Regions from separate parts of the Homo sapiens genome. Here region 1 is linked to region 2. A link is a contact called in ENCODE Hi-C or POLR2A ChIA-PET data. All regions are on one chromosome and are shown on one strand. Each heading gives the region's core, a stretch centred on a gene start or an enhancer-like site at or near the end of the contact. The rest is flanking DNA. Distances are from core to core; before and after follow the strand shown.

What was found. A loop is a pair of places that touch in the nucleus more often than their neighbours do. ChIA-PET counts read pairs that join two places held with the same protein, here RNA polymerase II (POLR2A). Pooled maps may share reads with other maps.
Region 1: a loop to region 2 is called in a map of B cell, with 8 times the contacts of the local background. The contact joins the promoter of RNF135 here to the enhancer-like site in region 2. A Hi-C loop is called at or near these places in 1 of 168 maps with a recorded cell type or tissue (B cell) and 4 of 50 pooled maps. POLR2A ChIA-PET finds 5 or more read pairs at or near these places in 5 of 52 experiments (H1, activated B cell, activated CD4-positive, alpha-beta T cell and 2 more).

What each region holds. Positions count from the first base shown.
Region 1 is chr17:30,969,259-30,972,389 of GRCh38, forward strand. RNF135 (ring finger protein 135) reads left to right here and starts at 1,781. Exons shown (of 5, transcript NM_032322.4): 1 at 1,781-2,187. The coding sequence starts at 1,816. RefSeq lists enhancers at 917-1,006, 1,067-1,126, 1,195-1,756, 1,407-1,656, 1,757-2,318 and 1 more and a silencer at 1,737-2,276.
Region 2 is chr17:30,807,385-30,810,609 of GRCh38, forward strand. The region is part of intron 1 of CRLF3 (cytokine receptor like factor 3); the gene reads right to left. Among named protein-coding and RNA genes, the nearest start is that of CRLF3, 16 kb to the right of the region's middle. Within about 2 kb of position 1,672, at least 8 of the 41 ENCODE cell types and tissues checked have a DNase peak (open chromatin) inside an H3K27ac peak, as active enhancers do; they include B cell, where a contact is called at or near this core.

The DNA of each region.
Region 1 (3,131 bases), core at 531-3,030, 160 kb after region 2:
GCCCGTTTTACAGAAAAAAAGAGGCTCTTAGAAACTACGATTTTACTCCGATGCGGAGATTCTAGAACAAGATCCAGGTAATACATCAGTCAGGATAGGCTAGGTTATGCTGTAGCAGCACACACCCACTAAATCTCAGTAAGCTGAATACATCCTAGTTTTCTTCTCCCTCTTACTACGTATCCTAGGGTGCGTTGGCAGGGAGTCTGCTCATCTTAGCCACTCAGTGACCCAGGTCACCGGATGATGGTTTCATCTCCATAATTGGGGCAGCTGGCAGAAAGGGATACAATGGCCGGCTCAGTCGCCTTTAAAGCTGGTGGGAAGTAACATATTACCTCTGTGTGTTTCAAGTGGGTCAGGGAAGTGCCAGTCCTACCATGTGCCCAGAAAGGGAAAGCACTGGAAACGTTGATGAGCAGCGCTGCCTACTCCATGACACTTCCAGTATTAGAAATAACCACAAACGCTTTTTTTTCTTTCTTTTCTTTCTTTTTTTTCTTTTTTTTTTTTTTTTTTTTTTTGAGACGGAGTCTCCCTATGTCGCCCAGGCTGGAGTGCAGTGGCGCAGTCTTGGCTCACTGAAACCTCCGCCTCCCGGGTTCAAGAGATTCTCCTGCCTCAGCCTCCCAAGTAGCTGGGATTACAGGCATGCGCCAGGGCGCCTGGCTTTTCTTTTCTTTTCTTTTTGTATTTTCAGTAGAGATGAGGGTTCACCATGTTGGCCAGGCTGGTCTTGAACTCCTGACTTCAAGTGATCCAAAGGTCGGCTACAAACTTGTATTATCTGATACCTACTTTGAGCCCAGGCCAGAAAGGATAAAGTAAAGCATGAGACGTTGTTAGTTCATTTCAACAGATTGGGGAGTTGTGGGTTTTAGTCTCTGACGCTTCATTGTTACCATGAGAGCCTGCAAGTTTTTCTTTTTTCTCTTTTTTTTTTTTTTAACCTCTTTGGGTCATCTGGGAGGACGTGGTGCTCTTTTAGCTCTAACATTTTCTGGTTGCAATGCGTTTAGGACTGGGATGCGAAGTGAGTGAGTGAGTGAGCCTTCTCAGGAAAACACTTTCTAGAATTTTGTCCGAGTGTCTGTTGGGAAACGCGCTTACATCCCGCAGAAGGCGGTAAGGACACAGCGCACAACTCTGCATTATACCTGCGAGTTAAAAAGCCAAGGGTTCGCTCACTCAACCTTGAATGCGCGTCAGAATCACCTGGGGGAGGTTTTACAAAATACCCGTGCTCCACCCAAGACAATGAAATCAGACTCCCTGCGAGCGGGGCCGAACATCAGCATTTTTGAGGACGCTCCCTGTGGCTGTGCATCGGTGATCTTTAATCCCCTGCTACTTGTTAGAGGAGCTGGATGACACTTCGTGGGCTCATTCTCATAAATAAGCTGCTGAATGGAGTCCTCTCCTCCCAAGAGTTGTCGGTGTTGCATCTTTTTTGTTGTTTATTTTTTTTTAAGCCAACGGACGAAGACATCCAACGGTGCTGCATCTTAATGGAGGGACATCCAGCTAAAGGGAATCTTGGAGACCTCCGCGGGTTTCTAGCAGCTCGCGGCATGTTGGTTTCCCAGGGCAAGAGGCCGCCACTGAAGGTCAGCTCTGTCTTTCCAGCTGGGCACTGGAGGCTCTAAGTCTGTTTTCAGCAGGATCGGAGGAAGGAGACGGGGTGGCGCCAAGGAAGGAGGAGAAAAGGCGGCCGAGAAAAGGAGGAGGGCAAGGGGAAGAGGAAGGGCGAGGGAGGAGCCTGAGGAGACTCGCCCGGCTCAACCCCGACGTCCGCGCCCCGGCCGCCTGTTGGCCATGGCGGGCCTGGGCCTGGGCTCCGCCGTTCCCGTGTGGCTGGCCGAGGACGACCTCGGCTGCATCATCTGCCAGGGGCTGCTGGACTGGCCCGCCACGCTGCCCTGCGGCCACAGCTTCTGCCGCCACTGCCTGGAGGCCCTGTGGGGCGCCCGCGACGCCCGCCGCTGGGCCTGCCCCACTTGCCGCCAGGGCGCCGCGCAGCAGCCGCACCTGCGGAAGAACACGCTACTGCAGGACCTGGCCGACAAGTACCGCCGCGCCGCACGCGAGATACAGGCGGGCTCCGACCCTGCCCACTGCCCCTGCCCGGGCTCCAGTTCCCTCTCCAGCGCGGCCGCGAGGCCCCGGCGCCGCCCGGAACTGCAGCGGGTAGGGAGGCCGGGCCCGCAGCTCCCCTGGCTCCCCCGGGCTGCCCGCCGCCTGACCCTTTCCCATGTGGCTCGAACCCCTTTCCTCAGCCGTTCTACTTTTACGTTCCTTTTCTCAGTCTAAAAGTCGAGTTCCGCTCTTCGGAGGCACTTTGGAAAGTTCATAAAAGTATGAAGAAGTAGAAAAAAACAAATTCCCCATCTTCCGAAAGCTTGTCAACTTAGCTGTTACACAGCTTGGCATATTTCAACTTCTTCCCAATCGATCTTCGGTCTCTTTCTCTGAAACTTGTAAAATTGTGGTAAGATCTATATAACATTAAAACTGGCCATTTTAACCTTTTTCTTTATTTCTTTGAGACGGAGTCTCGCTCTGTCGCCCAGGCTGGATGGAGTGCAATGGCGTGCGTGATCTCGGCTCACTGCAACCTCCGCCCCCCAGGGTCGAGTGATTCTCTTGCTTCAGGCTCGAGAGTAGCTGGGATTACAGGCGTGCGCCATCACGCCCGGCTAATTTTGGTATTTTTAGTAGAGACGGGGTTTCGACATGTTAGCCAGGCTAGTCTCAAACTCTTGACCACAGATGATCCGTCCGCCTCGGCCTCCCAAAGTGCTGGGATTACAGTCATGAGCCACAGCGCCTGGCCTCATTTTAACCTTTTATTTTTTTGAGACGGAGTTTTGCTTTGTGGCCCAGGCTGGAGTGCAGTGGCGCCATCTTGTCTCACTGCAAGCTCCGCCTCCCGGGTTCACGCCATTCTCCTGCCTCAGCCTCCCGAGTAACTGGGACTACAGGCGCCCGCCACCACGCCTGGCTAATTTTTTGTATGTTTTTTTCTTTTTTTAAAAAATAGGGACGGGGTTTCACCGTTGTTAGCCAGGATGGTCTCGATCTTCTGACCTCGTGATCTGCCCGCCTCGGCTTCCTAAAGTGCTGGGATTACA
Region 2 (3,225 bases), core at 422-2,921:
CAGAATACAATATTGTTTCCCAGCAATGTTCACGACCATGTAAAAACAAAAAATGCCCATGCCCAAGGACTAAAACAGAAAAAGAGCAGTATCATTTACTGGGTGGGCAGACCATAGAAACAATTTTCTTTCCTTTTTTTTTTTTTTTTTTTTTTTTTTTTTTTTGACACAGAGTTTCACTCTTGTGGCCCAGACTGGAGTGCAGTGGCGCAATCTCGGCTCACTGCAACCTCTGCCTTCTGGGTTCAAGAGATTCTCCTGCCTTAGTCTCCTGAGTAGCTGAGATTACAGGCGCATGCCACCACGCCTGGCTAATTTTTGTATTTTTAGTAGAGACAAAGTTTCGCCAAGCTGGTCTTGAACTCCTGATCTCCGGTGATCCACCCACCTTAGCCTCCCAAAGTGCTGGGATAAGGCGTGAGCCACCTCATCCAGCCCTTTTCTCTCCATTTGACATTAACGCAGTTATAATAATATTTATGCAGTTAGTAAAATAATTCTTTAAATCACAAAGAGAAATCCTAAATTAATTGTTAACTAATTTCTGTATTTACCAAAGAATTTCTGTGAAATAAATCCAAGTAAAAATTTTAAAAAGAAAGAAAGGCCATAAACCCAAATTGCACTTGATTCAGCTCACCATTCAACTATGAGATCTTTGCAAACTGGGCCCTCATCTACATAGCATCTGGTAAACAAATGCTGTTGAGTGAAAACGCAGTTAATCATGTGTGTTTCAAAGAACTTTCTAAAAGAACCAAAGAGAGAATACCTTATGATTTTAACACAACCCCTGGGATACTGTTAGAAATTCAGAATCTCAGGCCCCACCCAGAACTGCTAAATCAGAACATGAATTTTTTTTCTTTCCTCCTCCTCCCCTAGAACCTATATTTTTTTTTTTTTTTTTTTTTTTTTTGGAGATGGAGTTTTGCTCTTGTTACCCAGGCTGCAGTGCAATGGAGCAATCTTGGCTCACTGCAACCTCCACCTCCCGGGTTCAAGTGATTCTCCTGTCTCAGCCTCCTGAGTAGCTGGGATTACAGGCGCATGCCACCATGCCTGGCTAATTTTTGTATTTTTAGTAGAGATGGGGTTTCATCATATTGGTCAGGCTGGTCTCGAACTCCTGACCTCAGGTGATCCTTCTGCCTCAGCCTCCCAAAGTGCTGGAATTACAGGCGTGAGCCAACGCGCCCAGCCAAACCTGTATATATATATATTTTTTTTTTGAGTCTTGCTCTGTCGCCCAGGCTGGAGTGCAGTGGCGCCAACTCGGCTCACTGCAACCTCCGCCTCCCAGGTTCAAGCAGTTCTCCTGCCTCAGCCCCCCTAGTAGCTGGGATTACAGGCATGCGCCACCAAGCCCAGCTAATTTTTTTGTATTTTTAGTAGAGACGGGGTTTCACCATTTTGGCCAGGCTGGTCGCGAACTCCTGACCTTGTGATCTGCCCGCCTCAGCCTCCCAAGGTGCTGGGATTACAGGCATGAGCCACCGCACCCGGCCAAATCTGTATTTTTAACAGGACCCTCAGTTGCTTTGTATACATATTACAGATACCAGAATAAGTGAAGACCTTGTGTCAGAACGCTGTAATACATTTCGAATGGCCAAGAGGAAATTCTGCAGTTGAGCACTGTGCCTCTGAGGTCCTGTCTTGCTCTTTAGCGGATATAGCATACACAGGAAGTGCATTGGTTAGGTAAAGTCAATTTCCTCTTCAGAAAGAATTCAAAAGCTCCTTCAGCTGTTGCAGAGCCTACGTTTTGTTTTTGTTTCAGAACCTCAGAAAAAAGGAAGTAAGTGAACACAAAACAGACAGAGGGCTAAAAAAATGAGACTCAATTTCCAAATTCACCTCCTGTACTCTCATTGTAAATTTGGTCCCTTTTGCTCATAGAATCCCAACCACTGCCATTTGAAACTTGATACCACCATGGGATCATTTTCTTTTCCTTGAAATATTTCATGATTTAAAGCCTAGTCACCTTTAATCCAATCATGTAACTAATCAAGTTCATTTGCTTGACTTTATGAAACTAATTTAAAAATGCAGCTCCACTGCTGAGTGAATTTCTTCATATTTGATGTGGTACCAATGGTTCCATGCGTTCACTGTTAACTCAATAAATCTTCACAATGCACTTTCAGAAAGTGAGGACCAAAGAAGAGAAAGAAGACAACTTACCCAAGGCTTCGCAGTGCCAGAAACAGTCTAACTCCAAAGACTATGCTCTTTCATTACACCATGCTGTTTTGTACTTACAGGACACTTTTTTTTTGAGACAGGTTCTCACTTGGTCGTCCAGGCTGGAGAGCAGTGGTACAATCACAACTCACTGCGGCCTCGAACTCCTGGGCTCAGGTGATTCTCCCACCTTAGCCTCCCAGGTAGCTGGGACCACAGGCATGTGTCACTACACCCAGCTATATTTTGTATTTTTTGTCGAGACGGATTTTCATCATGTGGCCCAGGCTGGTCTCGAACTCCTGGACTCAAGCAATCCTCCTGCCTCGGCCTCTCAAAGTGCTGAGATTACAAGTGTGAGCCACCGCGCTCGGCCATAGAACACTATTTTAAAAGAGCTCCCAGATAAATCTGTAAATTATGTATTGGCTAAAGACACTTCTTGGTATAACACGTAGTATTTCCTGTCCCTGTGTAAAGAATTGTGTGGTGGACAACCAATCAGCTTCAAATGCTACCTAGTCATTCAAGGCAAAAACAACTGTGGTGATTTGTAACAAAATAGATTTAAGAATACAAATGACAGACAAGATTTCAAACAGGAAACTGTAATATACATTGTTTATGTTGATCAATAATATTTTGAAATAATCTGCCACTAAAACCTTTAATGTAACAGACCATTAAAACTTACAAAGTTTTGGCCTGAGCACATTGGCTCATGCCTGTAATCCCAGCACTTTGGGAGGCCCAGGCAGGTGGATCACAAGATCAGGTGGTCAGGAGTTCGAGACCAGCCTGGCCAACATGGTGAAACCCCGTCTCTACTAAAAATGCAAAAATTACCCAAGCGTAGTGGTGCACGCCTGTAGTCCCAGCTACTGGGCTGAGGCAGGAGAATCACTTGAACCCGGGAAGCGGAGGTTGCAGTGAGCTAAGATAGTGCCATCGCACTCCAGCCTGGGCAATAGAGCAAGACTCCACCTCAAAAAAAAATAATAAATAAATAATAAAAAACAAAACTTACAAAGTTTC